2 separate regions of the Homo sapiens genome follow, and region 2 is linked to region 1. A link is a loop called in an ENCODE intact Hi-C map of the cell type or tissue named here. Cell type or tissue: CD4-positive, alpha-beta T cell. All regions are shown on one strand.

Region 1 (5,000 bases):
GGTGGAGGTTGCAGTGAGCCGAGATTGCACCACTGCCCTCCAGCCTGGGTGACAGAGTGAGACTGTCTCAAAAAGAAACAGAAAGAAAAATGATTTTTATTCTTTAACATTTCCCAGGAGAAGGGGAAACAGCTTACGATTCACCAGTTTGGATAATGTCAGTGGACTCTGGGCTATAGGGGCTGTCCCTACTTATCTGGTACCTGGCCCCGGGTTGATTTAGGTCAGGAAGAATATTGGCTTGGTATGTGAGAGTTAGGTAAAGGGGGAGGTTGGGGGTATAGATTGGTTGGTTTGCACATGAAAGGCAGCTGAGCCCTCTGCTATCTCTAAGGCTTGGCTAGTTCTGGGAGGGGTAGTCTCTCCCCAGCCTGCAAGATGTTTAAAGTGTCAAAACATCCTAAGACACAGAAAATAAAAAACATGATGAATACACTCACATGGCAGTTGGCAGGAGGCCTCAGTTCCTCAGACAAGGACCTCTCCAAGGACTGCTTGAGTGTCCTCACACCATGGCAGCTGAGATCCCCCAGGGCGAGTGATCAGAGAGAGCAAGGCGGAAGCAGAATGTGCAATGGCTGAAACTTATTCTGTTGGTCACACAGACCAGCTCTGACACAGTGTCAGAGGGGATTACACAGGGGCGTGGACGCGGGAGGTGGGATCTTGAAGGCTGCCTGCCTTAACCCACAAATATGTGTCTCCCCTGAAGCCAAGGTCTGCAACTTCAGCTCCACACTTGGTATCTCCACTTGGATATCTGATAGGTGTGCACGTGATGCGATGTGTCCAACATTGGGCTTCTGCCCACCTGTGAGGCAATTTGGTCCTTCCAGTTGCTCGGGCCAAAATATTGGAGCTTTCTTTCACTATTCTCTCTCTTCCATGCCCCGTATCTGATCTCTTAGCAGATCCTATTGGCTCCACCTTCAGAATATATCCAGAATCCAGACCTTTCTCAGGTCGCTCTGGTCCAGCCATCCCTATCTCCTGCCCGGGTTATTGTCATAGCTTCCTCCATGAGCTCCCTGCTCTTGCCTTGGCCTCCCTACAATCTGTTCTCAACACAGAGTGATCCTATGAAAACACAGCACTCCTCTACCTAAAGCTCCCCAGTGATTCCCGTCTGACTCTCATTCTGATTTTCAGAATGAAAGCCAAAAATCCTTCCAGTGGTTTATGGGCCTTACCAGAGCTGGCCGCCACTGCTCCTTTGACCTCATTTTTCTGTCTTCCCTGTGCACGCCCCCCTCCAGCCATGCTGACCTGCTTGCAGTGCCTCAGACGTGCCAAGTCACTCCCACCTGGGCATTTCGGCCCTGCCCGGTTATCTGTCCAGCAGGCTGGCTTCCCAGGTCTCCAGTGGCTCACCCTGTCTTTATTTAAGGATCCTTCTCTCAGTGAGGTCTTCCTTGACTGTCCTGTCTCAGAATTCATCGTCACTCCCTACCCATACACCTTAGGCCTCTTCCCGATTTTCTTTCTTTCCAAAGCACTCACCACGCCTAACACACTACATACATGTCTGTTATCTTCTGTCTCTGCACACTTGAGCATAACCTCCACGAGGGCTGGGACTTCTGTCTGTTTCCTTCTCTGCCATATCCCCAGTGCTCAGAACAGTGCCGGGCACACAGCAGGCCACAGGTAAATATGCCTTGCAATAATGAACGCATGGATGAGGGGCAGAAGATGGGAAATCAGGAAGGAAGAACTGGAGAAAATTTAGAGACAGTGAAAAGACCAGAGGAAAGAGAGGAGCTTAGGTGGAAGGTGAAGGGCAGATTCAGGAACAAACGCAGAGTAGAATGGAGACATTGAAGATAAGTGGGGAGAGGTGGAGAGGGGAGGCAGAAAACACGGGGGAGATAAAGGGAAGAGAAGTGGGAAGGGAAGCGAGGGCAGAAGGAAGAAAGACCCGGGCGAGGAAAGGAGGAGGAGGAGTGGGATGTGGAGAGGGGCTGGGGGAGGCGGGAGGCGGACTGCGCCGGGACGGTGACCGCCCGCGCCACCCCCAGGTGTCGGTGTGCCAGGAGATGCTGCAGGAGCTGCGCCACGCCGTTTCTTGCCGCAAGACGTCGCGTTCCCGCCGGCGCCGACGCCCGGGCGGCCCGAGCCGGGCCCTGCTGTCACTGCGCGCGGTCCGCGAGATGCGCCTCAGCAACGGCAAGCTCTACTCGGCCGGCGCGGGCGGGGATGCGGGCAGCGCGCACGGGGGCCCGCAGCGCCTCCTGGACGACCCGGGGCCCCCCAGCGGAGCCCGACCCGCCGCCCCCACCCCCTGCACCCACGTGCGCGTCTGCCAGGAGTGCCGGCGCATCCAGGCGCTGCGGGCCTCGGGGGCCGGCGCGCCTCCGCGTGGCCTGGGCGTCCCCGCCGAAGCCACCAGCCCGCCCCGGCCGCGGCCTGGCCCCGCCGGCCCCCGGGAGCTGGCGGAGCACGAGTGACCACGGGCGGGGCTGTGCGGGCGCCCGGACTGACCGAAGGGACGGGGCCCGCCCCAGGCCCCAGCAGTCTCCGCTCCCGCAGCGGGCGCGGGACAGGACTTGTGCGCCGGCGCCCCGGACGCCGCGATTTTGCCTTTGGTTCCCCGCGAAGTCCGAGGCCTGGCTCTGGAGCCCGCCTGCGCCCCCCAGTGGACTCGCGAGAGGGTGCCGCGGGCGAGAAGGGCGCAGGAACCGAGGACTCCAGGGGCTGGGGACTTCGGGGGCGGCTCTGGGAAGCGGAAAGCAGTCAGCGGAGAGGACCCCATTCTGGGACTGCTCAGGCTCCCCAAGACTTGACGCAGCCCCCCACGCTTCTGGAGGTGGGGAGGGCCTCTGGACAGATGGGTGTCCCCTGGTGCCCCTCCACTCTTCTCTTCCTCTCTTTTTTGGGGGGAGAAACCTCGGAATTTCTATGAGACCTCCCCCAGGGAGGGGGTCAGTTGGGCCCCCATCCCTCCCCTTGCCACATCGCAGCCCCTGTTGGAATAAAAAAAAGAACAAAACCCCAGAACTGGGGATACCGTCTCTCATTTCCTGGGGGTGTGAGGGCTTTGGAGGCTTGGGTCCCCGGGGCACCTGCTGAGAATCAGAGTGAGCCTCGATGGTTACTTCCATGCTCTCTCCACCCTCAGCCCTGCCTACAGGCTGCAGGCCAGCCCGGGTCCCAGCAGCTGGCCCCTCTCCACTGACCTTCTCTCAGGACAGAGGGAGGCTGCGACAGAGACCCTGAGACAGATGGAGAGATGCAGGGATCTGGAGACGCGGAGACACCGGAAGCGGAGACACAGAAAGACAGAAAACAGATGGGGCTGGGGGAGGGGAGGGCCAGTGAGCTGTTGAGTGTGGCCGTGCCTGGGGTGGCGAGTGTGTGCCTGGGCCGGGGTGATTCAGTGACGTTGTGATCGTGTGTGCACGCATCTGCGAGGCCATCTTCAACTGTCTGTGGCTGTGATCCCGTGTTTCTGTTGAAAATGTACCTCCCCAACCCCCAAGAGAGGAAGTGAGGAATCCCAGTAGACTGGGGGGTGGGTGGGCGGGCAGGGGTGGGAGAGGCTGAAGGGCTGATGGCGCAGGAGAAAGGTGGGTCCGCCTTCTGTCCCCGCCCTCCCTGCCCCGCCGGAGGTTTCTGTGGAAACTGCAGCTGAGGAAGGACGAGTGAAGGTCACACAGCAAGAGCCAAAACGAGGCCGAGCAGAAAGGGAGAGATGGAGGGATGGCGAGAGACAGAGATGGGGAGAGACAACGAAGGGGGCAGAGTGGGCGGGAGGGGGATGGGGAGAGAGAGCTAGAGGACACAGAGCCGGCGAGACAGGGAGAGAGGCTGGGTGAGGTGAGAGAAGACTGGAGAAAGAATAGAGGGCTGAGACCAGAGGTGAAGCGGGAGGGTAAGATACACCCGGAGTTGGGGTGAGAGACAGGAAGCCATAAAAAACTAAATGGAACCTGGAGGGGACTGGAACGGAAAGGAAAGCCTGACTGGAAAGGTCCCAGAGAGAGCGAGGCTGCGCCCGTTCCTGGGCGGCGGCCCGGGGCTTGGGAGCTGTCCGTTCAGCACCCAGTTGGCCAGCCTGAGCCCAGAGCGCCCGACTTCCCTCCAGGGCCCGCCTGCCCAGCGCAGTCCTGGCAGGCCGGCCACACCCTGGGAGACCCCTCCCCGCACACAGCGCCCCCCGTCGCCACCCGTCCCCTTCTGCGTCTCAGACCCTGGTTGCGTGCCCCTCGGACAGGTGTGGGGGCAGGCACCAGCCTCTCTCTGTTGTCTCGCATCTCTATCTCCACGTCTCTTACACACTCCAATCAATGTCTCTGCCCTTGGGTCGGACTCTTTGTCGAGGTGACTAGAACATGATTACAGACATTTCTGGTTTCTCCCCCTTCTCTGTCCCAATGCCTCGAGGCCAATTCCCTCTGGGGTCTCCCCCATTTCTGAGTCCCCGGTCCCCTACCAGGTTTCTGCTCAGTCTCCCCCTGGCCTTTATCTCTGAGTCTCCCTGGTTTACCAAGCCTGTCTCTGCCTGGCTGTCTACGTCTCTCTGTCTCTGTCACCTTCACTGAACTCTTCCGTTGCTCTGTCTCCGTGTTCTCATCTCTGCATCTGCCAATCTCTGTCTGTCTTTTTCAATCTGTTTGTATCCGCCTCTCTCTGGTTCTGGGCTGCCTGTTTCTCCCTCTGTGTCTCTCCTTCCGCCTCTCACATCTAGCTCCCCTATTCCCCTTTATCCCTGTGACCTTCCCAGGTCTTTCCTTCTCACCGCCCCCCCTACTTCTGCAGAGCCTCACCAGGAGCACGATGCACAGTCATCAGTCTCATCAGGCTCGTGCCTGAGGAGAGAGTGCATGAGGGGGGACGTGAGCTTGTGTCTGAGGTGGGATGGGAAGGGCTCAAGGCCTCCCCCGGCCCAGCTGGAGAGCAAGAGCAGACAGAGCCTAGAATCTCCTGGAATCCAGGCCTCCCCCACCTCCCCAGGCTTCCCCATCTCCCCAGTCCCATTCTCCATGGTCCAGGCCCATGCC
Region 2 (5,000 bases), 270 kb after region 1:
AGGCCATTATACCTACCAGTCTTCCTGAAATGAAGAAACTACACCAGGGCTGCTATATCAGAGCAACCCCAACCAGCACTCCAATCATGATGCCGACAGTGGCCCCAGCTGAGAGACCAGGAGAAGTTCCAGATGCTGAATCGTCCGTCATGGAAAGAAAAGAGAAGGAATGAATGTGATGTTATTTTACAGTGGGGTGCCCCAGGTTCCAGCTCTCAGCATGAAGCAGTCTCTACTTGTTGCTTCAAGGAATGCATTAGTTTTGTGGGAAAGTTGCAATTTTTTCTCTCTCACTGTGTTGCTAGTTGGTGATCAGTCTTCTGTCAATTCCACCCTGGCCTGTCTGCACTCAGCTATTTCTGAAGGCTTTGAAATTTGAGAAAGTCTGATTGCTATTTTTGCGTGTCATTAGAACTTTCTATCTTTTCATGGTTGCATCTTTTTCTCAGTGTCTCAGTTGTGGTAGGCATAAATAAGTCTGTTGGGTCTCTGTGGCAGGGACTTGATTGGCAGAAGGCCCAGGCTAGTGCATTCTGTATTTACTAAGTCCGTTGCACAGAGAACTCGCTTCTCATGGGCTCCCACCAGGGGAATGAAAAGCCCAGTTCTGGGGGACTCTGCTTCTCTCTCATGGGTGAGGGGCTTGAGGACGCCCCACCAGCCTTGTGGAAACTCTGAGAACTGCATCACTATCTAAAACTCTCTCCTCTTTCTCCTTCTCAGGAATCAGATCTGCATCGTGGTCTGAGGGCTCTCTCAGGCTCCTCCCACTTCTACTCCACTTTTCCTCATGGTGGTTCCCCCCGGTAAATTATCTTGCACCTCTAATTCCATCTTGGCTGAATCTCAGTGGATGAAAACTAACATACCAGGCTTGATTCTTTGCACTTAACTTTTTTTTCTCTCCCCCATTTTTAGCCAGTAACCATGTCCTAGTGGGTTTTCATTTGGGGCTTGGCTCTCACTAGTCAACTCAGGCTGATGATTAATGCTATGTTAGCTACTGTAAATGCTTTTCTGGCATCTCATTTGATCCATACAATAACCCTGTTGGGTAGGCATGATTTCCATCTTACAGATGAAATGACAGAGACTTGGAGTGGTGAAAAAACTTATCCAAAGTCATATAATTAGTGAGAAGTGGATCTAGGATTTGGCTCTAGAACTGCCTAACTTCAAGCTAATAATAACAGTAGTGATAATAGCAGCTAATATTTATGAAGTTTCCCTCTGTGTGTAGCATTTTGCTGAAAGCTTAATCGAATATTACATTAAATCTTTAAAACAATACTGTTAAACAGTCATTCTTATTGCAATTTTCATTTTTCCTCCATTTCCTGGTGATGAGAATTATTACAATTTTCAGTTGAAGAATTGAAGGCTCAGAGAAGTTAAGAATCTTGTGTGAGAAATTTAATGGTAAATACATTAAATATAAAGAGAGATCTCAAATCAACAACCTAACTTTACAACTTCAGGATACAGAAAAAGAACCACCTCAAACCACAGATAGTACATGAAGGAAATAATAAGGATTAGAGTTTAAATAAATAAAATGGAAAATTGAAAAACAATAGAAGGAATCAATGAAACCAAAAGTTGGTTCTTCAAAAAAGATCAACAAAATTGACAATCATTTATTAGATTGACTAAGAAAAAAGAGAGAAGATTCAAATTACTAAAATCAGAAATGAAAATGGAGGTATAGCGGCTCACACATTTAATCCCAGCACATTGGGAGACTCAAGCAAGAGGATTACTTGAGGTCAGGAGGTCAAGACCAGCCTGGGCAACATAGGCAGACACAGTGTCTACAAAATTTCTTTAAAAAACTATCCAGGCTTGGTGTCACATGTCTGTAGTCCCAGCTTCTCAAGAGGCTGGGGCAGAAGATCACTTGAGCCTTGGAGGTTGAGGCTGCAGTAAGCTATGATGGCACCACTGCACTCTAGCTTGTGCTGGGCTACAGAGTGAGACCCTGTCTCTTAAAAAAAAAAAAGAAAAAAAAAAAGAAAATGGAGATATTGCTACCAATGCTACAAATTCTACAGAAATATTAAGGACTACAAGAATGCTATGAATAATTGTATGCCAACAAACTGTTGAATAACCTAGATGAAATGGACAAATTCCTGGAAACACAAAAAAATTTAATAGGCCTATAATTAGATAGAACCAATAAAAGCATTTGACAAAATTCACCATTCTTTCACAACAAAAACACTCTAATTATGAATGGAAGGAAACCACCTCAGCATAATAAAGGCAATGTGTGAAAAGCCCAATGCTAACATGATACTCAATGGAGAAAGACTGAAAGCTTTCCCTGTAAGACCAGGAACAAGACAAGAATGCCTGCTTTTGCCACGTCTATTCGACACAGTATTAGAAGTCCTAGCCAGAGAAATTAGGCAAGAAAAAAAAAGACATCCAAATTGGAAAGAAGTAAAATGATCTGTGTTTTCAGATAACTTGGACTTCTCTGTAGAAAACCCTGAAGATTAAAAAACTTGTTAGAGTTAATAAATAAATTCAGTGATGTTGCAGGATACAAAATCAACACGCAAACATCAGTTGTACTTCTACACACTAACAATGAACAATCTAAAAGGAAATTAAGAAAAAATTTCCAATTCACATTAACATAAAATAGTATAAAATAGTTAGAAATAAGCTTAACCAAGGAGGTGAAAGGATTGTACCCTGAAAACTATAAAACACTGCTGAAGGAAATTAAAGACAACATCAATAGATGGAAAGACATTTTTTTTTCATGGATGGGAAGTCTCAATATTGCTAGGAGGACAATACCACTCAAAGTGAGCTGCAGGTTCAACGCAATTTGTACCAGAGTCCCAGTGACATTTTTTGCAGAAATAGAAAAACATATCCTGAAATTCATATGGAATCTCAGGACTCTAAATAGCCAAACAACCTGGAAAATAAAGAATGAAGCTGGAGGACTCACACTTCCTGATTTCAGCATTTGCTATAAAGCCACAGTAATCAATACAGTGTGGTATTGGCATAAAGGAAGATATTGAAACCAAAGCAATAGAATATAGAGCCCAGAAAGAAATGCTTGCATATATGGCCAAATGATTTTTGATAACGGTGCCAAGACCATTTAATGGGGAAAGGACAGTCTTTTCAACAAATGATATAGGGAAAGCTGAATATCCATGCACAAGAACAAGTTGAATCTTTGCCTGATACCATATATGCAAATTAACCTAAAATGGATCAAAGACCTAAATGTAAGAGTGAAAAGTATAAAACTCTGAGAAGAAAACATAGGGAAAAAAGCTTAATGACATTTAATTTCACAGTCATGTCTTGGTTATAACAACAAATAGGCAACAAAAGAAAAAAATTGATAAACTGGACTTCATGAAAATTAAAAACTTTTTTTTTTTTTTTTTGACAGAGTCTCGCTCTGTCACCCTGGCTGGAGTGCAGTGGTGCGATCTCAGCTCACTGCAAGCTATGCCTCCTGGGTTCATGCCATTCTCCTGCCTCAGCCTCTTGAGTAGCTGGGACTACAGGCGCCCACCACCACGCCTGGATAATTTTTTTTGTATTTTTAGTAGAGACGGGGTTTCACTGTGTTAGCCAGGATGGTCTTGATCTCCTGACCTTGTAATCTACCTGCCTCGGCCTCCCAAAGTGCTGGGATTACAGGAACCACCGTGCAGGGCCTCGAAAATTAAAAACTTTTATATATTAAAGAACATTATCGAGAAAGTGAAAAGGCAACCTATGAAATGGGAAATATATTTGCAAATCATATATCTGATAAGGGATTAATTTCCAGAATATATGAAGAACTCTTACAAATCAACAACCACAAAAATCCAAAATCCCAATTAATAAATGGACAAAGGACTAAAGTAGAGATTTCTCCTAGGAAGATATACAAATGGCCAACAAGCACATGCAAATATGCTCAACATCACTAACACTTAGAGATATGCAAGTCAAAGCCACAATGATACTCCACCTCACACACATCAGGATGGCCACAAAACAATAAGTGTTTTCAAGGAGGTGGAAAAATTGGAACTCTAGTGCATTGCTGATAGAAATGTGAAATATTAGCTACTGTGGAAAATGGTATGGTGGTTCCTCAAAAAATTAAATAAATAATTAACATTTGGGGCCGGACACGGTGGCTCATGCCTGTAATCCCAGCACTTTGGGAGGCCAAGGCAGGCGGATCACGAGGTCAGGAGATCGAGACCATCCTGGCTAACACTGTGAAACTCAGTCTCTACTAAAAATAAAAAAAAAAAAATTAGCCAAGCTTGTTGGCGGGCACCTGTAGTCCCAGCTACTCGGGAGGCTGAGGCAGGAGAATGGCGTGAACACGGGAGGCGGAGCTTGCAGTGAGCCGAGATCGCGCCAGTGCACTCCAGCCTGGTCGACAGAGCGAGACTCCATCTCAAAAAACAAACAAACAAACAAACAAACAAACAAAAAAAAGAATTAACATTTGATCTACCAATTCCATTTCTGGACATACACCAAAAAGAATTGAAGGCAGTGATTTGAACAGATATTTGTACACTGATGTTCACAGCAGCATTACTCACAATAGCCAAAAGGTGGAAACAACTGAAAAGTCCATTGAAAGATAAGTGGATAGAAAAATGAGGTGTATCCATACAATGGAATGTTCTTCAACCTTAACAAGGAAGAAATTGTGATACATGGTGCAAAATGGATGAACCTTGAAGACATTATGCTAAGTGAAATAGGGCAGACACAAAAGGACAACTATTATATAATTCCATTTTTGTAAGATCGTTAGAATAGTTGATTACCTAGAGACAGAAAGTAGAATGGAGATTACCAGAGTTTAGGGGAGAGAAGGAGTTACTGTTTATTGGGTACAGAGGTTTAGTATGGTAAGATGAAAAAGTTCTGGAAATGGATAGTGTGATGTGATGGTTAGACATGAGTATAAAAAGACTTGATTTATTTTTTCCTTTTTTTTTTTT

What was found. Hi-C counts contacts between places; a loop is a spot of excess contacts. Peaks named below come from ENCODE experiments on the same cell type or tissue, not always from the same donor. Only the 100,000 strongest peaks of a DNase experiment are listed, where the experiment ranks them.
Region 2: a loop joins it to region 1, with 2.1 times the contacts of the local background. A loop is called at or near these places in 1 of 110 quality-filtered maps.

Annotation. Positions count from the first base shown.
Region 1 is chr19:41,996,318-42,001,317 of GRCh38, reverse strand. GRIK5 (glutamate ionotropic receptor kainate type subunit 5) reads left to right here. Exons shown (of 20, transcript NM_002088.5): 20 at 2,019-2,994. The coding sequence ends at 2,447. Among named protein-coding and RNA genes, the nearest start is that of ATP1A3, 4.6 kb to the right of the region's middle. RefSeq lists a silencer at 4,008-4,067. In CD4-positive, alpha-beta T cell, no CTCF peak of the experiment used is centred here; DNase peaks (open chromatin) are centred at 2,086, 2,617 and 4,027; H3K27me3 peaks cover 3,620 bases.
Region 2 is chr19:41,722,369-41,727,368 of GRCh38, reverse strand. It overlaps CEACAM5 (CEA cell adhesion molecule 5), which reads right to left. Exons shown (of 10, transcript NM_004363.6): 9 at 17-135. The coding sequence ends at 53. Among named protein-coding and RNA genes, the nearest start is that of CEACAM5, 16 kb to the right of the region's middle. In CD4-positive, alpha-beta T cell, no CTCF peak of the experiment used is centred here; no DNase peak of the experiment used is centred here.